Linked DNA regions of Homo sapiens: region 2 is linked to region 1. The links are chromatin loops, found by intact Hi-C in ENCODE. Cell type or tissue: endothelial cell of umbilical vein. All regions are shown on one strand. Each heading gives the region's core, and the rest is flanking DNA. Links, peaks and the distances in the headings are about the cores only.

The links. Hi-C counts contacts between places; a loop is a spot of excess contacts. Peaks named below come from ENCODE experiments on the same cell type or tissue, not always from the same donor. Only the 100,000 strongest peaks of a DNase experiment are listed, where the experiment ranks them.
Region 2: it touches region 1 in a loop (5-fold over the local background); 6 of 110 quality-filtered maps call a loop at or near these places.

The regions. Positions count from the first base shown.
Region 1 is chr5:52,687,256-52,703,153 of GRCh38, reverse strand. All of the region lies in intron 2 of PELO-AS1 (PELO antisense RNA 1), which reads left to right. Among named protein-coding and RNA genes, the nearest start is that of ITGA1, 93 kb to the left of the region's middle. In endothelial cell of umbilical vein, for the core only: a CTCF peak has its summit at 9,668 (motif pointing left); DNase peaks (open chromatin) are centred at 9,653 and 12,513; H3K27me3 peaks cover 176 bases.
Region 2 is chr5:52,736,551-52,752,448 of GRCh38, reverse strand. The region is part of intron 2 of PELO-AS1 (PELO antisense RNA 1); the gene reads left to right. Among named protein-coding and RNA genes, the nearest start is that of ITGA1, 43 kb to the left of the region's middle. In endothelial cell of umbilical vein, for the core only: no CTCF peak of the experiment used is centred there; DNase peaks (open chromatin) are centred at 8,258 and 9,248; H3K27ac peaks cover 1,534 bases.

The sequences.
Region 1 (15,898 bases), core at 4,703-12,702:
GTTCACACTGAGTTGTTGGGAGAGGGCAGTGACATACTGAAGTCAGCTTATGACTGTGGTGTTTTTTGTAGAGCTGGCAGAGAAAGACAGGAAACTATTTTTACGCAACTAGCCAGTTTTAGCTGTGTTAATGGAAGAACTCTGTTTTTACTGTAATAATTAACAACAAAAATGACTTACATTATCTAACCTTTTAAAATTCATAAGATAGACTCAAAGTACCCTGAAGTGAATGTAGCCATGACTGTGGAAGGTAGTATTACACCCCACATTGGAGAATAAAATGAGGAATAAAGCAAGTTTAACAGTCCAAGTTTTATTAGCTAGGGGAAAAAATTGGCTTCTTATTTTTAAGTGTTCTTATATATTAAATTTTAAATTATTGTTAAGTAAAGCAAGTAGGAGAAGTACAGAATCCCACTGTGTAGAGGAAACTACTATTAATACATTAGTTGCATCTTTCTAGTTCTTTGAAAAATATTTTTTAAAAAATATTAAGTATGTATTTGGTATACATTTTTGGCCATGCATTTTAATCTATTATTATAACTTCTTTTTCCCATTTAACAACAATTTTTTTGTGTGTGTATACGAATTTTTTTGTTTGTTTGTTTGTTTTAAATCTCCTGCTAGTCACACCATTGGTGAGGGATGAATCCAGGTTATGGGATGGCTGAATACATGGCACCCAACCTGGACAGATGAGATTGGTAGCAGTTTACTGGTGTCCTAAACTCGGAGCCCAGGGTAGGAGGACACTGTGCCATGCAGGGCCACATGAAGGTTACAATCAAGAACGGTATAAGTAATAGGAACTGTGGGAGATGGACTTTGTAGTATTAAGAGGGAAGGTGTCCCCTGGTTCCCACAGGAGGATGTCATTGGCTTGCTTGTTTGAATAATTTTCTGCGGCTGGTGGGAAACTGAAAAGTTACTCAAGGCTAGGCAGAAACAACACCCAGCCTCCTCCCATCTTGATAAAGAGATTTAATAAGATAAAGAGATTGATAAAGAGGTTTGGATCTGGAACCTTATCACTGGAGGCAGAGTGGGGAGGATGACTTGTGGTTATGACATTTGAAGCCTTCCTGATTTCACCAGACATCAAGGTAGACATAATATTGGACCTTAATTTTAGACTTTACACCACATTTTTATGAAGATGTAATCTATCAATAAATTGAATTTTTGCAGGCATTGATAACATAATGTTCCAATTCTTATCTTTGGGTAAAAAGATTTATATGGTTTTAATATTAATATTTTCATATTCAATATTAGGGCCTCAAGAGAAAATATTGTCAAGAGAAATGAATTGTTTTATCTCTTGATACATATTTTCAAATGATGTTGAAACAAAATTTCTGACATTTAAGTTTAAACCTTTTTACTATACTATATTGCTTCTGCCAATGATTGTGACAATGAAATAATCTTAAAGAAACTACCTTTTCATTAAATCACTGTCCATAAAGTTTATGTGACAGCTTACTTTGTGATTATATTGGAATATAAGTGCTTTGATTCACCAGGTTGGGGTTGGCAGAGTGAAAATTAAGGCCAAACTTTACTCAACAAGAATGACATTTTAGTGAAACACTAGTACAATTCTTGAGAGAAAATAAATCAGAAGTTTCAGTCAAATCTCAACATAAATACAGGCCAAATCTCTTTTAAAATAAATTCTTGTTTACCTGAAACTGATCTCTTCTTAAATATTAATAACTAATAGTTTTATTTCAATTTATATTTCCTTGGAATTATACATATTGAATTTCAAAAGGGAAGGAAAAGTATGTTCTTAAACTCCAAAATATGAATAGATATATTATATATTAATACATACTTGAATTTACTTAAATTATTGAATATCATATATGCAAAATACAATTTAAGGCTTAGCTTTGAATATTGTAATAAAAACATATCAAAATAACTTTAAAAGAATTAGCAAAGCCATGTTAGCTCAGTAAAAATAAAATAAAGATTGAAAAAATATACAATGGCATTGTTGTAATGAAAAAGCTAAGTTAAATTCTTGTGATTATAAAAAAACATTTGCTTTTATTTAGTTTAAATCATTTAAATATGTACAGTCTATGAGAAAAGGAAGTACATACATTAAAAATAGCACTTAGTCTACTCCCAATGGAACTGAGTTATTTACATGATTATATTTCAATAATAATAATCATGTTAACATAATGCTTCCCATTCATTTTTTTAATGCTAAGTTAAACCCAACTGATGCTGATGAATACAGTACATTTAGTAAAAAGACTGAATTTAAGAATATTTTAAATTTAAAGTAGCTTTTACTTTTAAATAAAATGACTCTTCAGATATGATTGGGCTTTCAGTAACTTTAATACTTGAGACAAAACTTTTGGAAAGTACAAATAAATAAGTTAAATGTAGCAACAAATTTAAAAGTTACAGGTTTCATATTCTAATCCCAGGGATGAAACTTCAGGCTCTTAGGCCACATTCTACTGATTCAGAATTGAATGTTAAAGGAAACATAACAACTGAATATAATAGGTTGTCCAATAAATAATAGTATAGAACAACACATTAGAAGGTCTGTTATCTTGAAGTATGAGAATTGTTTTTCTCTGGGTTTGTTTATTTTTGAGTGTGGAGATCTTAAATCTGGGGTCTCCATCAGCAGGGGGAAACAGTTTTACACCCTTTTTGCATTCTTTATTGTTAAAGTATAAAACTTGATCTTCCAAATTATGGCCTTGCATTGTCAGAAAATAATTTTGAATTATTTTAAAAATATACTCTACAACTTGTAAATAAGACTTGTGAACATGCTACAAATAATTTTATTAAATGTCTATCATATTAAAGATCCATCCACTTTTATAATGGTACTTTTTACTTATCTGAAAAATTCACATGTACTAAATAGTTTATTCCCACATGATGTTTGAAAAATGACTTTTGCCCTTATATTATGCATATTGTAAATATAGTTATAATATGGGTTTCAATATAATTATGTAATACATAAAATAATTTATAACTGTAATACATGTAAAAGGCTTGTTATGACATTTATTCCAAGTTTTATATTCAGTGAGAAACATTAATATGTCCCCTCAAACTTCATATGTTGAAGCCCTAGCTGTCACTGTGTCTATACTTTGATATAGAGCCTTTAAAGATGTAATTCTCATTAAATGAAGTCATGAAGATGGCAACTGATATCATAGGATTAGAAGAAGACACCAGAGAGCTCCTTCTCCCTCTGTGTCATGTGAGCACACACCAAGAAGGCAGACATCTGTAAGCCAGGAAGGGCCCTCATCAGAACTTGACCCTTCTGGCACTTGGATCTTGGACTTGCAGCCTCCAAAACTGTAAGAAAATAAATTTTTATAGTTTGAACCACTCAGTCTATGGTATTTTATGATGGAAGCCCAAACTGACTAAGACAATGCACATTAATTAGAAGTATCGTAGGTTTTTTTTTTTTTTTTTCTTTTCAGAGATGGAGCCTTGCTCTGTCGCCCAGGCTGGACTGCAGTGGCGCTATCTCAGCTTACTGCAAACTCCACCTCCCAGGTTCAAGCCATTCTCCTGCCTCAGCCTCCCAAGGAGCTGGGATTACAGGCATGTGCCACCACGCTTGGCTAATTTTTTGTATTCTTAGTAAAGATGGGGTTTCACCATATTGGCCAGGCTGGCCTCAAACTCTGGACCTCGTGATCCACCCGCCTTGGCCTCCCAAAATGCTGGGATTACAGGCGTGAGCCACCACACCCTGCCCATGTTGTAGGTTTTTAATTCAGTGGTGTTCAGATTAATTGGGTCATTCTTTTAATCATTATGAATGATACACATAAGTTTTCATAGTCTTTTTTCCATGATTTGTCCTGTTAATGTCTTCCTGAGGCTTTAGGATAAAGTCTCACTCTCAGGAAATATATAGTTTATAGAAATTTGTTTATTTGTTGAACTCATACCACTGGCTAGGTCATAGCTATAGGGCAGTGATTGTTATAGAATATATCTGAAAATATTCTTTCTCAGGCTCTTTAAAGCTTGCCTATCTTAAACACAGCTGAATGGTCCCATAACAAATTTATGTAATTCCATCATTGTTACTATAGCCACAGTAACAGGTTCCCACACATATGAAACCAGGGAGTTAGCTATAGGCTGCCGTCTAGCCCATTTGTTTTTTCTTTTTATTTTTATTTTTATTATTATTATACTTTAAGTTTTAGAGTACATGTGCACAATGTGCAGGTTAGTTACATATGTATACATGTGCCATGCTGGTGTGCTGCACCCATTAACTCGTCATTCAGCATTAGGTATATCTCCTAATGCTATCCCTCCCCCCTCTCCCCACCCCACAACAGTCCCCAGAGTGTGATGTTCCCCTTCCTGTGTCCATGTGTTCTCATTGTTCAATTCCCATCTATGAGTGAGAACATGCGGTGTTTGGTTTTGTGTCCTTGCGATAGTTTACTGAGAATGATGATTTCCAATTTCATCCATGTCCCTACAAAGGACATGAACTCATCATTTTTTATGGCTGCATAGTATTCCATGGTGTATATGTGCCACATACGTGTGCATGTGTCTTTATAGCAGCATGATTTATAGTCCTTTGGGTATATACCCAGTAATGGGATGGCTGGGTCAAATGGTATTTCTAGTTCTAAATCCCTGAGGAATCGCCACACTGACTTCCACAAGGGTTGAACTAGTTTACAGTCCCACCAACAGTGTAAAAGTGTTCCTATTTCTCCACATCCTCTCCAGCACCTGTTGTTTCCTGACTTTTTAATGATCGCCATTCTAACTGCTGTGAGATGGTATCTCATTGTGGTTTTGATTTGCATTTCTCTGATGGTCAGTGATGATGAGCATTTTTTCATGTGTCTTTTGGCTGCATAAATGTCTTCTTTTGAGAAGGGTCTGTTCATATCCTTTGCCCACTTTTTGATGGGGTTGTTTGTTTTTTTCTTGTAAATTTGTTTGAGTTCATTGTAGATTCTGGATATTAGCTCTTTGTCAGATGAGTAGATTGCGAAAATTTTCTCCCATTTTGTAGGTTGCCTGTTCACTCTGATGGTAGTTTCTTTTGCTGTGCAGAAGCTCTTTAGTTTAATTAGATCCCATTTGTCAATGTTGGCTTTTGTTGCCATTGCTTTTGATGTTTTAGACATGAAGTCCTTGCCCATGCCTATGTCCTGAATGGTAATGCCTAGGTTTTCTTCTAGGGTTTTTATGGTTTTAGGTCTAACATGTAAGTCTTTAATCCATCTTGAATTAATTTTTGTATAAGGTGCAAGGAAGGGATCCAGTTTCAGCTTTCTACATATGGCTAGCCAGTTTTCCCAGCACCATTTATTAAATAGGGAATCCTTTCCACATTGCTTGTTTTTCTCAGGTTTGTCAAAGATCAGATAGTTGTAGATATGCGGCGTTATTTCTGAGGGCTCTGTTCTGTTCCATTGATCTATATCTCTGTTTGGTACCAGTACCATGCTGTTTTGGTTACTGTAGCTTTGTAGTGTAGTTTGAAGTCAGGTAGCATGATGCCTCCAGCTTTGTTCTTTTGGCTCAGGATTGACTTGGTGATGTGGGCTCTTTTTTGGTTCCATATGAACTTTAAAGTAGTTTTTTCCAATTCTGTGAAGAAAGTCATTGGTAGCTTGATGGGGATGGCATTGAATCTATAAATTACCTTGGGCAGTATGGCCATTTTCACGATATTGATTCTTCCTACCCATGAGCATGGAATGTTCTTCCATTTGTTTGTATCCTCTTTTATTTAATTGAGCAGTGGTTTGTAGTTCTCCTTGAGGAGGTCCTTCATGTCCCTTGTAAGTTGGATTCCTAGGTATTTTATTCTCTTTGAAGCAATTGTGAATGGGAGTTCACTCATGATTTGGCTCTCTGTTTGTCTGTTATTGGTGTATAAGAATGGATACAAATGCCAGAGTGCAAAAAGCACAGGATGTATGCAGACACAGTGATGGGCCTTGTCTACTTGCTTTCTTGGAGTGCACACTTCTCAATTTTGAGCAGAATCTTGACATGTTCCACTACTGCCTCTTTTGTAGTAAATGTGTGGTTTCCAAAATAGGTCTCTTTGACAAGGAGACATGATATACTAAGAGCCCTGTGGGCCAGAAATGGAAAGCCTTCAGTTCTTCTTTATGTTACACTGCTAACAAGGTCTGTGTCCTTGGGTGAGGTGTACAGACTGTTTAGGCCTTAGTACCCTCATTCATAAGTAAACATATTGAATTAGATCAGTTATTTTCAAGCAAGTCTCTATGGAGATGGAGAGGATGGGGTGGGCTTACCATGTGAGACTCTGTTGTCTCTCTTTCATTCTTCAAGCCTGGAAACACTGTTTTTATCCCTTATTGTGTCTTTAGCATAAAGGGCTCTCTTATTTTGTTTAGGTTTTTCACTGACTGGACTTGATGACATTGAATGTATTTTTTTTATTTGTAATCAATTCTATTTTTATATTATGACCACAGCTTAACTGATGCCAACCTTCCCATCAATATTTATTTTAGCTGAAATATCATTGTCCAAATTAAAACAAGTTATTGCATACTCTTTAAAGATTCTATTGTGTGTCCAGCTCTGTGCTTTATTACTTAGTATTTGGGACTAAAATAAAATAGGTGGCATTTTCACTACATTCAACTATGTTGATGTTATGATTTCCCAACTGAAATTTTTCCCTTGACACCTTGGAATTTCCTGTTCAGAGATCTTTTACAGCTCCTCTCTACTGTCCACAATTCTGGCACCACATAGACATCGAGAATATATTTAGTATTATGTACGCTAGGAGCAATGCATTTTATAAAATTTCTGGGGACAAGTAAGCCTGGGTAGATTAATTCATCTCTGGTTCTTAGAGGTTATATTTGATAAGTGTTATCCAAAATTTCCCAAGAACAACTTAAATTGAACATAGTGAAGATTTATAATCTTGAAGAATTTCGAGAACATTGCCAGAACTAGGACCTATTTGAGCAGCTGTCAGCTATCCAAAGGCATTACCTTAAAGATAATCTGCTTTTAGGCTGTGTATATGGCATGCATGCTTCAGTCCTCTAAAGAAAGGGAAAAAGACCGAAACAAAAAGAGCACAATTCAAAAGATCTTTAAGTTATTAATAGAATAGTTTAAACAGATTATTTAAAAACAGTTACCTGAAAGGTTAACGTCTCACTGACTTTATGAGAAAGAGAATTGAAGATGTTACTTTACAAGCTATGATGGAAACCGAATTTTGCAGAAACAACAGTGGATACAGACACAGATATCAGTGGTCTGAGGAAGGTTGCAAACTACATTAAGAAGCTGAGAAAACGGGAAAAGATGGCTAAATTAGAAACAAGAAGATTAATGGGCCAAATAGCATTAGGCAGGCTGATGATGCTGCTTTCTTTAAAATGGTGAATATGAGCTCATTGCTATCTAAATGTCAGTCACTCTGGCACCTCACAAATTTATACCTGGCATCTCCTTGGTGAATGGGTGGGTTGGCAAAAAGAGGAAGGCACCAGGATTAAGTTAAACTCCCCCCAGGAGACTCTGCTATATATATGAAAAGGAGGCCAAGTGTTACCTGTTACTGGGATTTTCCAGCCGTCATCAGGCTAGAATTGTGGGAAAAATGAGAAATGAAAAGAAGCAGAGCTGCTGCATAAAATGCGGCCAGGGTTGTGATATTAGGAGACATCTGAGAGGGACACAGTGGATCACGGCTTCCAGCCTATTCCAAAATCAATAAAAGAGAAAGCATTTAGAATAGGGACTTACAGATTTAAAAAGAAAAAAGGAAGCCAGTAGAGGTTGGAGGAGTAAAGGATGATGCGAAACAGCACTGAGAAAGGAGATGAAGGAAGGTGAAATGAAAAAGGAACCTGCAAATCTTCTTCGAGAACATTTTGCCTCATCAAGCAGTCATAAATTTGTGTCTTTTAATATGTTCTGTCTGGTTATCTTTATCAATTTTACTTTATTACAGCCTTTCTGGTAGTTATTGCATCCACCTCGGCGAATGAGGGCTGAAAAGTGTTCCACATGAAATATTCATTGGGTTTATAGCTTTAACCTTTAAAGTAAAAGCCGAAGTAAAAAACTTGAATAAAAAGAGTTTTAGTGTCCATTTTATGTCTGTGAGAGCCTAGTGAAAGGAGAAAGGGAGAGGAAGCTAACAGGGAGGAACGGTATGGAAAAATCTTGAAGCAAAGACAACTTTTAAATGGCAAGTCTAAGGATATGGGGGAAAAAAAGTGAAAGAGACAAAAGAATCTGAAGAATTGAAAATTGTTAGGATGAAGCCAAGATGTGACTTCAGCGGTCCAGTGTGGGAAATTGCTGTTAAAGGAAATGGAGAGTTTCAAGGACTTTTGTCTGAGTTGGGGAGAGTAGCCCCTTGGCTTCATTCCCCAGGAAGCATGGCAGTTATGAGAAGAACCTGGCAAGGAAGGCCTCAAGAAGGGCAGGATTCACTTGAATTAGCAGGATAATTATAGTAAAGTAGAAGATGCCTCCGTGGAGTATCTGCTCTGTACCACACACTTCACATAAGTTACTTAGTTTACTTCTCACAAACAGGCATCGTTTACCCCATTCTACAAATATGGAAACCAAGACTTTTAAGTGACTTGTCCAGGGTAATAATGTCAAGCAGAGAAATTGAGATACATCTCTCTTCAGAGCCCAGGTTGCTGCTCCCCACCTAACCTCCCAATGGAATCTTCCACTGTTTGACATGTAAAGCAGTTGGCAGTGACCACCCTCCCCTCACACCACTCCCCTGCTGCCAGTTTTGAATTAGAAGCAAGCAAAGTGCTCCAGAAAAAGGCACTCTAAGTGGGTTACATAAAATGCAATAAGCAAGCTACAGCCTAGTATCTATCAGTTCAAGAAGAAAGAAAATGCCAAGGCAAAAGTGAACTTTTTTCTGAGGTCATTTAGGCTTTGACACAATGGGTTACTCTAAACAGTAGTTCTCAGCATTTTCAACCTTGGCTTCACATTGGAAATCCTGGGGAGCTTTAAAAAAATCCTCATGCCTGGGTTCTACCCTAGAGACTCTGAATTTACTGGTCTGGGAATGTTTTCCTTCGGAAGTTTTCATTGGAACTCCCCCAGGTGCTTATAATATGTGGCAAATTCAAGAACCATTGCTCTACAAGTTGAATCAAATAATGAGGCATGTCCACTCCAGCCTCCAAACAAATGGCATTCATCTTTGCATCCCCCTGTTAGTCTAGTGTCTCATGTACAATAGATGCTTAATTATGCTATGCATAATAGATGCTTAATAAATGTTTGGAGAATTAACTTGATGAACAGCAGAAGACATATATGTATAGCTCTGGTCTTTTGTTATCTGGGTATCCCCTTCGTGCCTTCAAATCTTCAATATTCATGGGTAAGTTTTATGTGTCTTTCTAGCACAAATAAGCCTCAGCAGAGCTGGGTAGCCATAACTTTCTCAGTCAAAAGATATTTGTGTTGTTTCATCTGTTGTTAGTGTACTCCTTTTGTGTACAACACTGATGCTAAAAACACTATGGGATTCCCCAAAAATCTTCTCTGCTTCCCTGTGGAAAGCACCACACCTCAGTCAAATACTAATTCCTTCAGGGAAGCTGACCTCTGGTGGCCAGACAGGCAGCACAGTGTGGCTGTTAAGAGCATGGACCTGAAATCAAGACATCTTGAATTCAAACCTAAGCTCTGTTGTTTATTGCATACCTGTGTAACTCAATTTCCTCATTTGTACCATAACTTGAGAGGGGACTCATACCTACTTTACAGCAATGTGGTGAGGTTCAAATGAGTTTGTGTATGTGAAGAACCTGGTACCTGGTTAGTGCCATAAAATTGTGTACCACTATTACAGGGAGAATGCTTTTATTAAAATGAATTTCTGAAATTGTCTATAAGCATCAACAATTTAGAAGAGAACATTTTTTAGCAGATGTTAACTACCTGGTAGAATTTACAGGAATATGCTACAGAGGTTTTCAGGTGTTGCTCAGAAGGGGCATGGGATGGGCGGTAGGGATGGCTTTGGTGCCACTATTTGCTCTTTGCCTGGTCTAGTGTACATTGAAGCCAGTGAGGTTTCACTGTACTCAATATATGGCCAAGATCCATGTGAATAAAACACACAATGTCTTATTATGATATCAGGAGTAATACAAAAGGCTGGACATGTTATTCATTCTTTGGTCACTTGTTTCTTCTGTTATTCTCTTGCTTCCAAACAGAATAGGCAGCAAGGGCAGTAGACACAGCTTGTGCAGAAAAGTTGGTTGATTGTGCAACGGTTTTGAAGATCCTTACATTTCAGCTCTATTTCCTCAGGCAAGAGGATGAGTTGGGCTTTTAAAGGAGGAAGAATGGGAACAGACACATGTGTGCAAAGTATGTCAGGTGTGAAATCTATAATTCAGAAAAGCATCTAGGTTTGACTTCACAAAAACTTACTTGAATAGGAGAAAAGGATAATAAAAGCCAGGTTGCTGAAAGGTAATCTAAGGGGATAGAAATTATTTATAAGTGATATTGAACTTTAAAAGTTATACAACAAACCTTAATCTAAACAGCAAGTTACCTCTAATTGGGGTCCTGTTAGAAATCAGAATGAAACCATGTAAAGCTAATGTCTCACTTTATTTGGACTCTCAAGGAGATAATACATCAAATGATAGAATCTGAGGGTTGAGGATAGTTTATTTTGTGTTTCCAAGTGTGATTTTTCTGGATTTCAAAATGACTGCCTTGATATTTATTTTTTCTCCTGGGAAAGAAGGGAAAAAGCCTCTACTGCATTCCCACTGTCTAGAATATTAGCTGTTAAAATTCCTATTGGCTGACCTCATGAAAGAGGACACTGCATTTGACCAGCTCAGCTTTTATTCCCCCTTTCTCACTGTAGATGTTACTGTACAACACACTGAATATTGGATCAGTCTTTGAGAAGCACTGTAACATGACCTGCACAAAGAGACAAGTAATTCTATACTATTTTCTTCCAAGCTCAAGTTGGCACAGATAAAATTCCTGTGCATTAATTTATAATTAAAACTTGTGCCTTTCTAGAAAATGCCTCATCTCTGCTTGGCTTAAAAAAAAAAAATCAATCTGCTGTTTTTCCAAAAAAGTAGAGATAATTTAACATGTCATTTTTCATGCAATTAGTTTATTGGCTACTTTACAAGAACCAAACAAGTCTAAGAAAATCAGTCATTGTAGTTTGTGTTCATGAGTGACAACCTGGTGCTTGGGAGAGCCTAGAGCATGATTAAGGGCTTAGGAGAGAAAACCAAAGGTTTTTCTTTGTTAAAGAAACAAATAGACAACTTCTCTTTGCACCTCTAACTGACTTAAAATTGCTAATTGTTTTCGTCTGTGTGTTTTTGTAGACCACACTCAGGATTCAGCTGCGTCCTTCTGAATGTGAAAAGGAAGACCTGACACAAAGGGATACAAAATATCAATACCTTCCATTCTCCCTGTGTCTCAGTCCCCTGAATCACCAAGGGGCGATTAGATTCGAGATGGCTTGAAATATGTTGACTGAGACACTAATGTGGAATTAGTAGGCCTGGAAAAGAAGAAATAGATCTGCAGAAAAACATGCAATTCTGGATTAGTAAGCAGCTTAGAAATATTTATTCAGTGCTTACTAGTCACAAACAGAAGCTATATGTAACTGGAGTGGAAACTTCGCACATTTCCAGCAAGTGGACAGGATTTAACTTAGTGACCCCAGTCTGCAGAGGGCAGCTGACCTCAATATTTAATCATAGCTCACTGGACACAACAATGAAATTCTAAGTAGTAAAAGAGGTACAACCAAAAAATGAAAAGAGCTTACTCACCTACATGAAGGCTGAGAAAATTCTTCCAGCTCATAGCTCAGGGAAGAAAGGTGTTTTGTCACATGCATTTTGAAAAGGGTACTGCATTTGGGACACTCCCAAATTCTGAAGTTTCTGGCTTTACACGAATGTCTGTGGTCACACTTAGTTTCAGGAAAAGTTAACACAACTGAAATGTAGGTTATAAAGTCTGTATTTTAGCAGAAGTTTTGAAAGACTTCTGCTAAAGGAGACTTCATACAGGAATACCTAAAGAATCTTCTTCAGTATTTTTTTTCTTTTCCATCAACAAGCAAGGATGGCCGATTATCTCCAATCCTGGGCTGTGGCATTAGATATGGCTCCTCAGAAGCTTAGGACCTCAGCACCTTTCTTTTTGTCTAAATCCCTGGAAGCTTTTAATAATTTTGTCTTGTCCTAGCATTGCTCAGGCAACTAACTCCAGCTGAGCAGAAGAAGAAGAACATTTAAGCATAACCTCTGTAAGGAAGTTTATAGTAGACCACCCAGAGCTCGGAGCAGCCTGCCCCCTACCTTTTTCCTGAGAAATATAGGAAGATTTATAGGACTAGACATTCAGCTTATAAATAGGAAATTCACTTTGGGAATTCCCTTGAGATAAGCCAGGAATGTATTTGTCAGCCAACATAGAAGCACTTCAGCTTTTGCCTTCGAATACCTCAAGAACAGTAAAAATTAACCCTGAGGAAAAGAGCACTTGTTAGTCTTGCAAAATCCTTTCTCCCCTGTAGAAGTATCCCTAGCAGGACCCTAGGACTGATTGTGGGTGTGGTCACTTCCCCAGAGATAACAGCTCCTTCACAGAAAGGAAATGTAAGACCTCAGGTCCTTGGGAATGCTAATTCTCCTGAAATCAGGTTGATGGGTGTGCTCCCTTCCCTGGGAGGCAGTTTTGAAATTGGCAAGGCATTTTGTTTGTCTTAGTGATGGGAGGTGTGGTACAGACACAAATTCTTTGCTACTTTTTCCATTGAAAGATGAGGCCAGCCTGGGGCAGAGGGTCATGGCTGTAATCCCAGCACTTTGGGAGGCCGAAGAGGGAGGATCACTTGAGCCCAGGAATTAGACAACAGCCTGCGCAACGTGGTGAAACCTTGTCTCTACTAAAAATACAAAAAATTAACCAGGCTGTGCCTATTGTCCCAGCTACTCGGGAGGCTGAGTTGGGAAGAACATCTGAACCCAGGAAATCGAGGCTGCAGTGAGCCACGATCACACCATGCCACGGCACTCCAGCCTGGGCAACAGGATGAGACCTTGTCTCACACACACACACAAAAAGAAAGGTGAGCCCTATTTCTCTCCTTTGAATCTGGGTGAGCCTTACAAGTGCTTGACAGAACAGATATTGTACTGGTTTCTGGGCCTCGGTCTTATAAGACTACTGGCTTTCCCTTCTTTCTTGGAGCACTCACTTGGGGAACCCTGATTCGACATACATGGGGTCTGGCGAGACCAGTGGGAAGACTCGGAGAATGTATGGGAAGAGAGGCCCAAAGGAGCTCAGTTTCTGGCTGTCCTTGCCAAGGTTATAGGTATGTGAAGGAACCACTAACATTTGGGGTTGGTTTGCTATCTGGCAAAGATAACGCGCCCACATTTTGGTACTCAACACCTGGTGATACTGTAATAAAAACCTAAAATTCATGGATTATTGGTTTTATGACAAGGCAGTGAGTAGAAACTGGAAAGGCCCCAAGAAGGCTATTTGTTAAAATGGAAGGGACTTTTAGGAGGCTGTTGATGAGGGATTCAAGGACAGTGGAGAAAATGTTATTGGAAGCTGGAGACAGATGTCTGTTGTGATGGTAGTGGCAGAACGTTTAGTGAAGTTGTTGTTTGCAGTCATGGCAAGTAAAAATTGTATCTAATAAACTGGTGGATCACATAAAGTGTTGATGTGGGATGTCAAAAGTGCCTATTGTTTATTTTAGCTGTATATGAAAGATAGGGAAAAGAGCCATATGAGAGAAATAGAACTGTTAAAACTTTGAGGGGAATTTAAAGGATATGTAGAGGATTCAGGACAGTCAGTTTTTTTTTTTTTTTAAGAAAGGTATTTCTCATCCTAGTCTCTTCCAACAAAATATTATCAAAGTAAGAAATGGTTTCAAGGCACTGATCTAATCTATGGCCTCTGAGGCCTTAACAATGGTACTTACAGCTACAAGGTACTGGCCAGTTCAGCTGTGTGCTTTTCCTGGCTTACAGATGGCCCTCTTTTGGCTATGTCCTCACATGGTGGAGATGGAGGAGACACAGAGAATGAGATCTCTCTCATGTCTCTTCTTATAAAGGCGCTAGTGGCATGATGAGGGATTCACCCTCATGACCTAATTGTCTAACAAAGGCCCATTTCCAAATACATATCACTTTAGGGGTTAGGGCTTCAACATCCTAATTTCACAGGGGACACAATTCAGTCCATAGTACACTAGCAATATGTGTTCAATGGATTTCAGAATTGCTATGAACCAGTGACTGCAGTGTGCCTTCTATTCTCTCCTTTCAGATTGGTAATATCTTGACGTTATCTTACCTCTGTCCCAACATCATATGATAGGTGTGGGTGACGGGCAGATTTCACATAGAGAGGAATAGTACTCGGAAAGCTGTACTTGAGAAACTTTATCTAAGGAGTTTCCTCTGCACCCGGACCTGATGGAGACAAGATTTTAGACTTGAGGAGTGGGGATTTTAGAAGGGGCAGTTAATTAATGTTGCATATGGGAAAATATGAATAATTTGTGGTGAGAGGGTAGATTGTGGTAGATTAAAGATGAGTGCAATTTATTTTCTGCTATTTCCATGGAGGGGTGGGATCGACTTCTCCTCTTGAATCTTGCCAGCATCTTTGACTCCACAGGTTCCGGCTTAGGATGTAGGAGACTGATAGCTTCCATTCCTCTCTCTTAGAACACCCGTGCTTGGAGTACTGAACTACTATGTGAGAAAGCTAACCACCCTGGCATTTAGGGAATGGTGCTAGGGATGATAGACTTCATGCAACAATGGGGGAGTCCTGCAAAACTGAGAATGTTTTTCATGTCCTCCAAATGAACCATAAAGCATTCATGTATGTGAAAAGCATACATTAAAATTTTCTATGTAGGGGTTCTTAATTGTGGCCTTCAGACCATCAGCATCAGCATCAACTGATAACTTATTTTACATGCAGATTTTTGGGCTCTGCTCCAGATGTACTGAATCAAAAACTCATGGGTGAGACCAACCAAGCAATCTGTGTTTTATCAAGCTCCTTGTTGCACACTAACATTTGAGAACCACTGATTTATGCTAAGAAATAAAATTTTATAGTGTGCACCCAATTTCCCAAGAATGCTAATGCTGTACAAGTTTAGGGAAGATTGTACAATACCTTATTGAGGTCTTTACCGGGAAAGGCTAATAATTTTAGAAAATTATGCAGTTCATGGTAATAGACTGTGTCAACACGTTGCCCAGGCTGGTGCCAAACTCCTGAGCTCAGGCAAAGTGCTAGGATTACAGGTGTAAGGCACCACACCTGGCCAATAGTGTACATTTTCTATAAAAATTAAGTTTATAAGAGTGTTGTTCAAATATCTTTATCTTTATTACTTTAAAAAATGTATCCATTGGTTTCTCAGAGAGGACTACTCAAATCTCCCATTATTATAAGTTTGCTTATTTATTTGCACTTCTGTTGTTTTTTGCGTTCAGCATTTTAGGGTTAAGTTGTAGAAGGCTTACAAACTAATGGTTGCTTAATCTCCTTGGTGCGTTGTTCCTTTTAGCTTAACGAAATGTTCCTCTATCTTTATGAATAATTTTAATCTTAAATTCCATTTTTTTGCTATTAATATTTCCATACCAGCATTATTTTGGCAAATATCTATTTTGTCAATCTATTTTTGCATACATTTGTTTTCAACTTCCTTATATAGTGCTTCTTTTAGTGTGTCATTTATCATCCAAACCAGAACTTCTGAGAG
Region 2 (15,898 bases), core at 5,246-13,245, 49 kb before region 1:
ATAGTTATTAGTTCATTTCTTTATATGAAATTAAGTACATTAAAAATGGTCTTTACAAAACCAAAATTATTTCCATATATTTCCACCCCACCCTCTTCCTTTACTAAACTTGGCCAAAGATAGAAATTGTGCTTTGGGTTTTGATTCATTCTTCCTTCCTAGTGATCTTCTGTTGAATGCTTCTCTAGGCAGCTGCCTCACAAGACTCATAGCCCAGAGCTGGAACCTGTAGCAGCCACAAGCAGGCTAACTGTGCATGGTCCATTTTTACATGTCTCACACAAAGTCCTGGTCCTGGGATGTCCTGAGAGGTCTCTGTAAGATTTAGAGGTGGCCCAGAGGTCCTCTGACCCTTTCTTATCCTTTGTATTTATTTTTACCTGGTGCTATGGTTTGAATGTTTTTGTTCTCTTCAAATTGCATGTTGAAACTTAATACCCAATGCAATAGTATGAAGAGGTGTGGCCTTTATGAAGTGATTGAATGGGATTTAGGTGCCCTTATTAAAGGACTTGACAGAGAGAGTTTGTCCCCTTTGCCTTTCCACCTTTTGCCATATGAGGACACAGCATTCGTCCGTTCTGGAGGATGCAGCAACAAGGCGCCATCTTGGAAGCAGAGAGCGCAGCCGTCACCAGACACCAAATTTGCTGGGGCCTTGATCTTGGACTTTTCAGCCTTCAAAACTGTGAAAACCAATTCTATTAATTTATAAATTACCTAGTCTGTGATATTTTGTTATAGCAGCACAAATGACTAAGATACTTGGACAGCTTAAGATGTCAATAAACTCCCAAAAAGGTACCTTAGAATAGTTGAAACACTTTTGAGTTAGACAGACTTGGTTTGAATCATAGTTCTGTCACTTACTAGCCATTTTGACAAAGGGAAAATTTTTTTATGTCTTCATTTTCCTTTCTGCATAGAAGGAATTCGTAAGGACCACATTGGATGCAGCAGATATAAATGACCAGACACACATCAAGTACACCTCAGGTATGTAGAAACCTAAAGCTGAACACACACACACACACACACACACAATCACACACATACATATATAATCATGCTCCTATTGGGCAATCCCTCATCCCCACTTGGCAGCAGAAAAACTAAATTTCTTCTAATATGTAGACAGGCCATTCCAGGAACTCCATTTCAGTCACTCTATTTATAATCAGTTACTCATAGGTAAATATTAAGTCAAATTCTGCTATTATCATTTTATTAGTTCATGTTAATAATTCCTGGATCCTTCCTCCCTTTTATTAGGTTTGTCATTTTAAAATGGCAAGAGCCACAATTACTTTTGCATCAACCTAATAAATTCTGACTTAAAACTCCCAGAGAGCCTCAGATACACTATTTTCTTGCAACAAGTTTAGTAAGAGAGGAGAGGAGCAGAGTGTGCATTCTTGAGGGGTTTGAGGAGCATGTCAGTGAGAATGGGGATTCATGTGGGTTTTCCTCATTTCCTTTCCTTATGGGTCTGGTTGCCGCAGTCCTCGAACCCTGGGAATTCATACTGGTCTGTCCTGTTGCTTTTTTTGATGGTCTTTGGGCACCCAGATAAGCATCATTGTAGCCACCTGGCTCAGACTCATATAGGGAATGGATTCACCCCATTCCTTTGCTCTCCCACCAAGGGGGCTCTACTTACAACTTTCTCTCAGCTTTTAGGAAACCCAGGTCTCCCCACAATGCCAATGTTTGGTCCACAAAAAAATGGAGAAAGGAGACTACAATAACATCCTATCAAATATAATTAGGCCTTTTCTGTGTTCCACAGACACTGCTCTATAACACAATTCAACTTGCGAATGAGATATCCATTTTTTTCTGGTATATAGACACCTCTGTGGTGGATCCTGTAGCTCGTTATCCAGGTTCCCCTCAGGATGACAGAGCTCATTCTCCCAGCTGGTAGAAATTTAGGTGGCTTATGGCCGTTAACTGAGTTGCTCTCCAAAAATTACCTTCAACCCAAAGTTGCTCACTCATGAGTAACGGCAGGTTGGTGTGGACATATAAAGCCACAGCCCCTTCCCCCTAGGCCATCTGACTCTCCTGGGACTGGCCAAAGCCTATCTTGCACTGCACTGTAGCTCACCTCATCCTTACCTGCCTCCTCCGTCACCACGGAGGTTAATCCATGTGTGTTTACCACAACTCACCTCATCCTTACCTGCCTCCTCCATCACCACAGAGGTTAATCCGTGGGTGTTTACCTGTAAAATTCCTGCAGCAAATTTTCATCTCAGAGTCTGTTTCTGAGGAATCTTCCCTAAGAGAGGCCCAAACCATTGCCAAATTGTATGAGAAAATACGGTAAAAGGCAATAGAGAAAAATGGGAAGGGGCAGCACTTTGCAATCTATGGCTCCCTAAATTCTGTTTTCAAAACCCCTCTGTACCTCTCTCTCAGTTTGTCTATAACTGTGTGGGTAAAAGCCAGTAAAGTTGTTCTGTCTTATTAGTCTCTTGATGTTGTTTGGTAGAGAGACAGATTCCTAGAATTGCTCTCATGTTAATTTTGAAGTTTAAGCATGAAATCTCTTTTGTTCTTTGCTTGAGTTGAATTAGCTGCTCTTTAATATGCACATCTATCTAAACCACTGGGTGCAGGGAAAGAGACAGCCAGTAGCCCAGGGAAACTCAAAAGAGCAACTCTTGGTCATATTTCAAAGCATGTGTGGGTGACACACATAGTGCCTGAATTCCATTTATATTCCTTATATTATTTATACTAAGTGTGATATCCTCTTTCCTCCACATTTGGTCTTTGGGCACCCAGATAGGTATCATTGTAGCCACCTGGCTCAGGCTCATATAGGAACTTTTTTTCAGTAACTCTTATGTAGGTCCTATGGACAACATGACTTCTATTTTATTGTTTAAAATGTAGGCAAATAACTATGATGCAGGAGCACAAAATGAACTGTTACTTCTTTTTTTAAATTGAGATATAATTCACATCATAAGTTCATAATTTTAAAGTACACAATCTAGTAGTTATTAGTATGTTCACTATATTGTGCTGCTATCTTTCTATCCAGTTCCAAACACTAATTTCCATTCTACTCCAAAAACATCACTTATCCTTCAGCAGCCAGTCCTAATTTTCCCCTTCTCTCATCTCTTTTGGCAACCACTAACCTATTTTCTTTATGGATTTTTCTATTTTGGAATTTCCATGTAAGTGATATTATACAATATGTGGCTTTCTGCGTCTGACTTCATTTGTTTAGTGTAATGCTTTTAAGATTCCTCCATGCTGTAGCATGAAACAGTACTTTATTCCTTTTTATGGCTGAATAATATTACATTGTTTGGTTATACCACACCTTGTTTATCCATTCATCAGTTGATGGACATTTGGGTTGTTTCTCCTTTTTGGCTGTAGTGAGCAATGCTGCCATGAACGTTTATGCACATGTTTTTCTGTGAAAATATGTTTTTAATTTTCTTGAGTACATACATAAGAGTGGGACCCTGTGTTAAATGGCAAATATGTCTTTAACATTTGGAAAAACTGCCAGACTGTTTTCTAAAGGGTCTGTACAATTTTACATTTATACAAGCATGCATAAGGACTCCAGTTTCTCCACATCCTCACCAATACTTGTTATTTTCTGTTTTGATGCTATCCTAGTGGGTGTGAAAGACTATCTCATTGTGGTTTTGATTTGCATTTTCCTGATGACTAATAAAGACGAGTATCTTTTCATGTACTTATTGGTCACTTCTATATCTTCTTTGGAGAAATGTCTGTTGAAATGCTTTGCCCATTTTTAATTGGGTTATTTGTCTCTTTATTGTTGAGTTATAATAATTCTTTACATATTGGAGATGCCAGATCCTTCTCAGATATATGATTTGCAAATATTTTCTTCCATCCTGAGAACTTTTAACTTTATTGATAGTGTTCATTGCAGCACAAAAGTTTCCAATTTTGATGAAGACAAATTTATGTACTTATCTTTGGTTTTGGGGCTTTTAGTGTCATATCTAAGAAACTGCTAATCCAAGTCCATGCAGATTTACAACTATGTATTGTTCTAAGAATTTTATAGTTTTAGCTCTTACATTTAGGTTTGTGATTCATTTTGAGTTAGTTTTTGTGTAAGTAGAGGTCCAACTTTGTTCTTTTGAATGTGGATATCTACTTCTCCTGGCACTATTTGTTAGAAAGACTATTATTCCCTCATTGAACGGTCTTGGAACTCTTGTTGAAAATTAACTGGTCACAAATGTATGGGTTTTTTTCTGAACACTCAATTGTATTCCATTGGTCTATATAATGTCCTTATGCCATGACCACACTCACTGTCTTGATTGCTGTAGCTTTGTAGCAAGTTTAGAAATCAGGAAACTTCTCAAAATTTCTCCCATTGTGTTTTTCTTTTCCAAGATTGGTTTTTCTATTTAGAATTTCTTGTCTTTCCATATGAATTTTAGGATCAGCTTGTTCATTTCTGAACAAGAAAGTAGTTGGAATTTTGATAAGGATTGCATTGATTTTGTAGATCAATTTGGGGAATATTGCCATCTTAGTAAAATAAAGTCTTCCAATCCATTAACAAAGAATTATTTCTATTTTTTAGGTCGTCTTTAATTACTTTCAACGATGTTTTGTAGTTTCTCTTGTGCTATTTTCTCTTTACCATGGTCCACATCTCCAACTTCAGAACCTGCTGCTGCCTGTTCTGGGAATGGTTGCTATCATCAGACCTGATATCTAGAAGTAGTAGTAGGAGAGGGGCAGGCATTGAGGGGTTGATCGAAAAAAATGGTGAAAGGAAAAGGAAGTTCCTGGTAGAAGTCAGGAGATAGGAAAATGAATTTTATTTATAATCAAAAAGATTCAAGTCATTCATAAGTAATTCATGACAACATCCAGTACTTTAAAGCAACTTTTTCTTTAATCAACAACCATCATTTCACAAAATCACTCTTGAGACTTAAATTCAATGATGAATGACACCTCTATTGGTCAAGAAATTTCTTAAACTTCTCGTATCAGAATTGGATTCAGAAATCCTGGCATGGACTTAGGAATGTTCTCATGTTTGTGGTATCTTTTAAAGGTCATTACAATCTTATTAAAAGAAGTAAAGTATAATTTATTGAGGTTACTTTCTTAATGGTAGTTGGAAATTGGTATAGTGAAAATGTATTGAAATATTAACGCATGCTTAGTTCTAAGGTTATCTTTTCCTTTCCAGTTTCTAAAGAGTATCCAGGCTCTTTTGGTTCTTTTGTCTTAGGAGAGCTTTTAGTTTGTTCTCTGACAGCAGAAGGAGGGGTTGTTTCACAGCACATATGTGGTGAGTGGGTTTTGAGTATTTATAATCCCACTCTTTGCGAAGATTCCTGTGCATATTTTTCCTATATAACATTTCCAAGATCTACATGTTCTTGTGGTCAGTATTAGTATTAGAGAATACTGTGAAAGAACCCTCCAGAAATAACTAATATTGGTTGTCATACAAGCCCATGTTGGTAAGTATTCTGTTAGATTTAATTAAATTTAAAGAAAGCAAAGTAATGTGACACTTCTGGCCTATTTAAGTACTTTGTAGGATGAGAGTCACTCCTCGAACACTGGTTCTGATATAAATTCCAAACTAGGAGCACTGCAACTATGTTGAACTATTGTGAAATAAAATAACTTCTTTGCAGGGTGACTTTGAAGTGCAACATCCATTTGGATATAAGTTTTCATGGCATGTACTTAGGAATGTTCTCATGTTTGCATTATCTTTGAAAGGTCATTAAAGTCACATAAGTTTGTAATAACTTGATATTCATGTGGGGTCAGAAGTACATGCCGTTTAGACTGTGGTGCAATTTGAGGGACATTGGAGACAAGGATCATAACTCTGTTAGGTCTGGCTTCCTGCTACTTGTAGCCACACAGAGGTTTTCTGGGGCACAAAGCATACAAATTATGATTCTCTCTAAGTTGCTTTTATTACTCAAGGGAAAAATTAACTTCAGATGCAATTTGATATTAAGTTCTTCAAATATCACATTGATATGAAAATTATGAGTCTTATGGTTGGACAGAAAAATAATTATTATGCTTCTTGGTTCTGGACTTTTAAATATACCTAATCTGCTCACACCGCTTGCCACAGACATGCAAAGGATGATAGCAGGTTATAGCTTGAACTAAGGTATTTCCCCATAGCTCTCTGATTTCTGTGCTCAGTCTTCGGTATTCTGTTTTCATTTCACCAGCTCTTCAGTTCTTTAGCTTTTTCATTTTGTCTTGTGTCTCAGCTGTAGGCTCTCCTTGATTTTGTGATCTGCAGTTGGATCCTCTGCTGTTGGACCTTATTCCTTTCCCAATTCATTTTATTCAAATATTTTGCATTTTTTTCACCTGGCTGTTAGTGCTGTTTCCAGATAAGAGACACTTACTCTACTAGTTTTTGTTCCCAAGGACACACATCATCATCATCTTCTGGGCTGGACCCAGCCTAACAATCAGAATCAGACACTTCCATTTATCCAGTCATCTACCCTTTTGGATAGTCTGTCTATCTCTAAGATTATTGTTTTAGAAAACCTAGACTACATGATTTCTTCATTATAGTGGGTATCTCCTCAAATTTATAGGTTGAAGTCCTAACCCCAGTACCTCAGAATGTGAGCTTATTTGGATATAACATCACTGAAGATGTAATTCATTATGATGAGGTCATAGTAGACTAGGTGTAATGGTTAATACTGAATGTCAACTTGATTGGATTGAAGTATGCAAAGTATTGATCCTGGGTGTGTCTATGAGGGTGTGGCCAAGGAGATTAACATTTGAGTCAGTGTGCTGAGAAAGGCAGACCCACCCTTAACCTGTGTGGGCACAAGCTAATCAGCTACCAGCATGGCTAGAATATAAAACAGGTAGAAAAAAGTGTGAAAAGACGAGACTGGCCTAGCTTCCCAGCCTACATCTATCTCCCATGCTGGATGCTTCCTGTCCTTGAACACTGGACTCCAAGTTCTTCAGTTTTGGGACTCAGACTGGCTCTCCTTGCTCCTCAGCTTGCAGATGGCCTATTGTGGGACCTTGTGATCATGTAAGTTAATACTTAATAAACTCCCCATATATATATATAGAGAGAGAGTTTTGTCCCTCTAGAGAACCCTGACTAATACACTAGGGTAGGCCCCTAATTCAATATGACTAGTGTCCTTACAAAAAGGGAAATTTAGATACATAAATGCACACATGAAGAATACCATGTGCACATCAAGGCAGAGATGGGGTGATGCATCTATAAGTCAAGGAATGCCAAAGATTTCTGGCAAGCCACTAGATGCTAGGGGAGAGGCATGGAACAGATTCTTTCTCAGAAACCTCAGGAGGAACCAAACCTGCCAACACCTTGATCTTGGACTTTGATGTGGTTTGGCTGTGTCCCCATCCAAATCTCATCTTGAATTGTAGCTCCATAATCCCCATGTGTTGTGGAAGGGACCCAGTGGGAGGTAATTGAATCACGGGGGTGGGTTTCTCCTGTGCTGTTCTTGTGATAGTGACTTTGCTCCTCCTTCGCCTTCCACCATGATTGTGAGGCCTCCCCAGTTACGTGGAACTGTAAGTCTATTAAACCTATTTTTCTTGATAAATTACCCAGTCTCGGGTATTTCTTCATAGCAGTATGAAATTGGACTAATATAGACTTCAAACCTTCAGGGCAATACATTTCTGTTGTTTAAGCCAACCAGTGTGCGGTACTTTTTAAGGCAGACCTAGTAAACAATGCATGCTGTTAAACATAAAATTTGTATTCCTAGTTAGACAGAAGACCACTTCTTTTTTTCAAAATTATATTTTGAACTTGATTGATTATGTCACTTATCACATAGTCTCTATATTTTCTTGACCATCCAAATAAGTTGAATGATGAAAACTTTGTCATTTTTCTATATTTTGAAATATCAACTAGAATAATGTATATGAGATATGGACTATATATGAGATACGGAACACCCTCAGTTCACAAACTCCACCCACTTCATACACAACGTGCTTAGCAAGCAAATTAAATTCACAGATATACCAGTTTGAACTTATTTTGTTCTCATTTTCCTTTATTAGTGGTTTGACCCTGGCTTAACCTTGGTTTTGATTCCTTAAAAGGGATAAAATTTGGCCTAGCTCCCAGTTATATTTGGCCTTTTGCAAGTTGAGTCTTCCTTAGAACTTCCTTCCTCCCAATCCATGCCAATTAATTCATCAATCTTTTCTTAACTAACATTTCTGTAATCTCTGTGCATTTTTGTCAACTACTTCTGAGGCACCCATGTGAGTCAGCCACTGTGCTAGCACTGAAAATATAGCAGTAAGAAAGGAAAAAACAGCCGTCTGACACTGGGTTGAGGTTTACAGAAGAGTCACAGTGCAACCTTTTGTGGCTTGAATTTTTGTGCTGTCTTCTCTTTGCTGCAAACTGCTATGATTACTTTAGTGATGAACCAATTCAGGCTTGAGTATGTATCACCTACTTACTGACACAGAAGATCCTGAAATTCTGAGTATATAAAGCTAATGAATAAAAGGTATGGGATCAAAAATTTCTTCCAGGCTAATATCCCCACTACTCCAGCAACCTAAGCCACCCACTTCTCTTCTTTTTAATTATTAAAAACGTTTTTGTTTTTATACATGTACAGAGTTTAAGAAATCAGATAGAGATAAAAGTGCCCTGTTAGAAAGCAGTGGTCCCTTCTCCTACCCACTCTACCCAATGCTCCAGCCTTAGGCCCCAGAGCAACCATTTTCAACTCTTCAACTTTTTCACCCTATTTCCTCCACATTTATAGATAATATTACTGATATGTCTTCATATGTCACGATTATGTATGATTTACTAGCTTCCTTTGGTAGTCATTGAAAAATGTTGCGCTTCTCAGCATTCCCTTGCCATCACCACACCCCGACTTGCCTTTTCTTCAGCCTCCCAGCATAGCTCTACCACACATTCTCTTTAAACAAGCATGTTAGCATGGTTATGGTTACATAAATAACATCCATCGCTTTTCCAAGTTTATTTCTCAGACAACTTTTGGCTTTTCCTAGAGTTAATCATTGCCTTTTTGAAAAGACCTCAGTTTATAATGCAGACTTTGAATAATCACTCTATTTTTAGCTAAGTGCCTTCCCAGGGCCTTGCTTATCCTGATCTCTAGTGGCCCTAAACCCTGAGACCCTCAAGGCTTCTGCAGAGGGAAATGACTCACGGTCTTTGGTGCCTTTCCCCTGTGGAGACTTCAGCAGTCACTTCCTTTGCTCTATTCAGTCAGTAACCAGTCCTATATCTACTTTGCAGTATCAATACCACTTTTTCTACATTATAATTTTAAAGTAATTTAATAAAGAAAAAGAAGTTAACATGTATGTTCAGAGGCCCCAAATTCCTCTTAATAATAATAAATTTATCTCTTCTGGACTTAAGACTAACAGATGTCTCTCACAAAGCCACCACAGAGGTAGACTCATTAAATCTCATGTCAAACATCTAATATAAAATTCTACTCTTTTGGGTTTTTTTTTTTTTTACCTTCTCTCTGCCTGTCTCTCCCTTTCTCTCAACTTTTTCCATTTTCCCAGTGGCCCTTAGATTGAGGGAAAGAGGTAAAATTGTATAATCTGCTCACTGGGTGAATATATACCAATTGTTATACTAGAAAATTAGAGAGGCACCCAGGTGGCAATAACTTCCCTTATCTCAGTTCATCCATGACAAATGAAAGATTTTCTGAGATGATAAAGCAGCACAAATTATCCTAAAAAGAGAAAAGCTGTTCAAAATCACGAGTCCTAAGGGATGAGTTCATCATCTCGCTTCATTTTTACTGATAGCCTGAATTTACATGCCAATATGTTTGGATAATTAAATGAAATGCCTCCTTTAGTTCAGGTGTTATTAGACCAGTGAGATGGGGTCTAAATTGTGGCTTTTCAGCCAAATGTAAACTTTTGGGGTGAAAATTGCTTTCTTCTGCAGTTTATATTCCTGGACTACTTCATTTCTAATCTCGTTAATTGCTTGGCAGGTATATCACATATCAGGATTTTTGTTAAATAAATTAGCAGGAAGTACATACAGGAAAGTAATCTTATAATGGGTTAGTACTATCAAACACTGTCACCATAAAGACCACTAAGATTCGTGCTCAGAGTATTTTGAGACATGTTGGCTTCAGTTCAAGAATAATCTCTTTCTTGTTTTCAGCATAGGGTTTGACACATAGTACTTCAAAAATCCACCAAAGTTATTTTACCCTTGGCACCGCCTTATCTAGCCCAGGCAGAGGCAATTTCCAATGGTTGCACCCTAATTCTACCTTCCAGGAGAATGTGATTCCATCCTCTAGAAATTGCCCTGCCTCATGTATATGCATGGAACAAAAAGGTCCATGGTATCCCTAGGCATGTCTTCTATCATAAATGCACCACATCTGGGAGGAAAAGCCTCATTTTAAGACGCAATGTTGGGCACACTTTATATTTAGTGTGCCACAGTATCCCAAATGTCTAGCATAGAGTGAACATGAAAAATATTTGCTAATTGGCAGCATGTCTTTGCCATTTTGGAACTTACAGTCTAACTGGCAAAAGAAACCATATAACAAGAAGTTATAGTGAACTATGATAATTACAGAGGGAAGTGAGGGCCTCACAGGGAGGCACTTAATCCAGACCCGGGGAGTCAGGGAAGAGCTTCTGCAAAAAGTGGTGTCCAAGTGCAAACTGGAGGATGAATGGGGCTTACCAGCCAGGAGTGGCTGTGTGGGTAATGGAAGGAATATGGAGGGCAGGAGAGCGTTGCAGCAGAGAATGTCCCAGCAAGAAGGAATATTGTAAGATAAGGCTTGAAGAAGAGACAGAAACTGGAGAGGAAAGAAACTATGACTGGAGAGTAGAATAAGTGGTGTGGCTGAAAATAAAGAAGAAGAGACAATAAGGGAGAGCCATAAATCCATACGTAACAGTTTAGATTTTATTCTAAGAACCATGAGTAACTACTGAAGGGTTTTAAGCCAAGGAGTGACAGAATCTAGCATGTCAGCTGGCATGATGTTCTCACAGGGATTTGGATTCTTGATCTTCAGTGGAAAGGTTGAGGGACAAACATTATCTTTTTCCTTGGCCACATTCTGAGGTATATTTTACATATTGGCAAACTGAAATCCATAACTCCTACCAAATAATTCCTTGGATCTGATCCCACCTACTCTTCGTTACTTTTCAGATTCCGTGTGAAATTTACCTCTTATTTATCAAGGTGCAATCCATTTCTTAAGGCTCCTGAAAGGACATGCCAAAGAAATTGCTAAAGCCCAAAATGTTTACTTTCCAGCTGTCCCCAACAATTTGTGGATAATATTTCCTAATATTTGGGAGTTTGAGAATTTATTACAAAAAAAACCCATGCTGGATTAGGTTTGATACTTAAATTCAGATATGTAAATAATTTCAATTAGGCAATATCCCAAATTGGTATCTATTCTTTTTCAGAATTATTAGAATTTTGTAGCAGGATATTTTGTTCTACCAGTCAATTTGATGTAGGCAGGCACTGAAGTCTGCTCTGGTAAAACTGAACCCAGTGATATCATGAGAGACTTTGTTGGAGTGTCTCCCCACTCCTTTCCATCAAGCATGTGTTTCTAAGTGCTGGAACAGCATTACCTACCATTCTCCTAAATAAGAGCTGGCCGGCCACGTAGCTGTGTCAGGAGAGCTTCTACAGTGTTTCTTCTGAGCACTCTACAGAGGTGATTCTGTTTGGGTGCCCTCTGTTGCTCTTCTTTTATCCCTGGTCCCTGGTAATAGAATCCAGTGATGAAAGAAGCACAGAAAAGCCTTAGTAATCAGATGGACTTGGGTTTACATCTTGATTTTATCACCTTTCTAGTATACTGTCTGAGGCATAATCTCTATTTTTTCAGCTTCATTGTCCTTATTTATAAAATTACAATACAATATCCAATATACAAGATTATTGTAAGGATGAAATGAGACACAATGAATCAAGTGCCTAGCACGAGGCCTGGCCAATTTAATGCTCAATGAGTGGCAGCTACTGTTACACCCATGAGGAAAATGTAAAGTGCTGGCATTTTTCCATTACAAAAACTAAGTGTGGACTTTAAAATTAGCCAACACTCTGGGGTAGAGGAACATATATAAATCAGATGTGGCTTTTGCCCTAGGGAAAATCCCAAAAGACAGCTGCTTCCTGTCATCAAGAGGAAAATGTCGCATGGATTGAGGAAGCAATGGTCTGTGTGAGATTTGAGATATCATTTCATCATATTGATTGTTAGTTTTCTTATCTGTAAAATTAATATTTAGGTTAAATGACTGCTAGGTACTTTCAGCTCTGTATTTCTGAAGTGCCAGGGATGCATTTTAGCCATATTACAATTTTACTAGGGGCTAAGACCATTAAACATCTATGTTCAGCTAAGAACGCAGTTGTGGAGCCTTTGTGTGTGTGTGTGTGTGTGTGTGTGTGTGTTTGTGTTGTGTTTGTGTGTGTGTGTGTGTTTGGTATCCACACAGCATATAAAAAGATTCATAATATTTAAGGCTATTTATTTTGGGTTCTTCTGTTATCCCGCATTTCAACCATGATTACCACAGGGATTTCAACAAATGCTTACCCTTCTCTACCCATATTTATGAGGGCTTGACTTTGCCTCTCTGCTCAACAGTCTTATATAAATATGCCATACTTTTTTATGTGTATAAGTAATTCAAATGATTGATGTAATGTGTGTGTGTATTTGTGCACACATGTACACTTGCATAAGTATGTGTGCACTTGTGTGTGTGCAGAGGCCTGCACATAGAGACAGACATTTCAACTTCAAGAGTTGACCTCAGTTAGGATAAAGTAATGTGACTTTGGGAGATTACAAAAGATCCTACCTGTTTTAAATTTATCTCCTACCAACGAAACACTGACTTTTCTTTTAATGCCAAACAATGAGTATCTCTTGGAAATATCATCTAACCCCATGACTTCAACTACCATATTGGTAACTCCTCAAAGCTCTAGCCTTCCAGAGAAAGCCCTAGCCCAAAAACATATATTTCAAATGAAACCAATATAGTCTGCAGACTACTAAAAAGGCCAGGTGATTGATTTCTTTTCTTCATTAATTTGAGTGCAATTTGCTTCCTTATTGATATAAGTGGTTTATCTCATTGGAAATAGCATCTTTATTATACAATCACCTTGTGTTTTGACGGACAGCTACTGAAAAACCATGTTGGTATGTGAAATAAGGGGAGTTGACATTAGTGTTTTTGTCATGAACTACAGGTCAGGCTAGATATTGTTGGGGAATAAAAAGGTATAAAATAAGCAATATATGCACATAGGAAAGTACTCACAATTAGAAAAGCTGGAAACTACCTGGGTTATTATTGATGGCTAATAAGTTTATCTAACACTTAATAGTTTAAAAACATATGAGGCTCTTGGCTATGATATGTGTATTTTTTTGAGACTGGGCCATATGTTCAAACAAGCTTGGTATTCAGATCAAATTGCCTGCAAAATTTGGTTTTAGAAAAGCTCTCAAGTCAGTTGAATAATTAACTTTACAAGCCTTTTTACTACCTTGGTATTTCTTTTCACTAATGAATAAATTAAAACAAACTGGTTTGTGTATGAAAAAAAGCTAAATATATTAATGTGTAGCACTCATCTTTTGAAGCTGAACTCTCAAAGTTCAATATCAACATTTTTCTCAGGATTACATATATTTCTTTTTAAATGCTAATTTCTGAGTAGATCTCTGCTTCTGTTACTTGTAGCTTCAATGGTCTGAAATTCATCTGAGAAACATAGATGCAGTGGCAGAGAAGAGAAAACCAAAGATTGGAACAGAAAATATAAGGAAGGAAATGGGTTTTGTGTAGTGAGAGAGAGCATGAGAAAGTCTGTAGGTGGGAGTTAATATGGAGGAGAATTTGAAAGCAGGTGATGGGGTTGAGCTGAGTCACAAGTCAGGATGCTATTGGTTTTTAAGGCTAAAAGCTTGAACCAGAAGGGCCAGAGTAATGGAGATGGAAAAATCCCTGATGATGTAAACCAGGAGGCTGTGGCTGAGTAAGAGGAAGAAGAGAAAAGATGAAAACCAGAGTTCAATTCCAGGTCACAGTTAGAAAAATTACCAGGAGAGCAGCAGCAGACACTTGTCCAAGAGATAAGAGAGCCTTGAAACCAAGGCACAGTCTATTCAGCAGAAAATCTCCTCTTGCAGAGGCAGGAAACAGATGATGTTATTTACAGATCAAGAGCTTCCCAAGGCCTTGAGCATTAAGGTCAATGCCAACCTCTACAAGTCGGCATCCTAACAGAGCCCAAGAATGGGAGAAGAAGTAAGAAGAAGGTTGCCCCAGAAATGCTCAAATTAGGTCAGTCATTTCTAAGGCATGTATTGACTTTGTAATTTTATTTTCCAAAGAAAAATTTGCCATCCCTGTCTTGACACTGTAATAAAGAGTCTGAAAATAAGAGAAAAATATTTAATATTAGGACTATCTCAGAAAATCTAGGCTAAACACTTGCTGCAGCTACCACGGATAGGACATAAGAAAAATGAAGAGTGATGTTAAGTAACATGCAAAATTATCATATAAATATAAACCTCAGATTCTCCCAAAAGTGTTGAATGTGATCCACTGTTTCAATAACAACAAAAGAAATGCGTTAACACATCTGATATTAAACCAAGAATGAAATGTCTGGATAGGCCATCATGACCACAGCAAAACAAAGACCTAATTAGTCTAGTAATATTTTATATTTTATTTTATAGAAAATATCTGTCATTGAGCATTCAGTACAACATGGAGAGCTAACACGAAAACTGTAAGATCCCATAATTGAAAAAACACAGCAGAGTGTAAAGAAAGTCATTTTTGGTCTCTAAAAAGGTAGATTAACCTGAGGCCAAATAATATACCTTAACAGTGATGAAGGGAACAAAGTAACACACAGAGGCCCCCATTGAAAAGGGGCTTTTTATTACAAGTTCCTTTTAAGTCAGTAAAACAAGACTGTTATCTGGGGGTTTTGATCTGCGGTTGATAATGTACTGATATTCTCACAAACATAAATGCCTGTAAACAGCCCACTGTACCTCAGAAGACCTTACTAGAAAGTCAGGGGCATAAAACAGTAAGAAAATCTAGAGAGATGAGAGTCATCAGAAACAAGTAAAGTTGAAACAAATGTAGGACTGTCCATTTTTTTCTTTGGAATTTTAATTATTTGAAGGTAATCTTCTAAGATCCTATTTCTAGAAATTTTCATTCAAATCAAGCCAGTATATGGTACTGAAAACCTCATGTGGTGACTTTAACGAGTAGCATATTTTGCCCTTAACACGATGTACTTAAATATACACTTACATAGGTTGTTTTCATAGCATCTTAAGACGTAATCTGAAAACGGCTCTCAAAGCACACTATTCCTTTGAACCTTGGAAAATACTAGTCTGGTAAATTTTGCAAAATATCTGGCTTTAGCAGGGAGAAGGCCTGCTAGTAGTTGCACAGGTTGCTGGGAAATACCTTAAATTGTTTCCTTTACGCAAATATGGGAGCAACTAAACTTGTGCTCACTGTTTTTTAGAGGGAACAGACTAACATTCCTTAGGTTCACCAACATAACTTACCCAGGGCAGCTTAAGAACCAAGAGATTGCTGTGCAGAAGCTCTTTAGTTTAATTAGATCCCATTTGTCAGTTTTGGCTTTGTTGCCATTGCTTTTGGTGTTTTAGACATGAAGTCCTTAGAAACTACCATCAGAGTGAACAGGCAACCTACAAAATGGGAGAAAATTTTCGCAACTGACTCATCT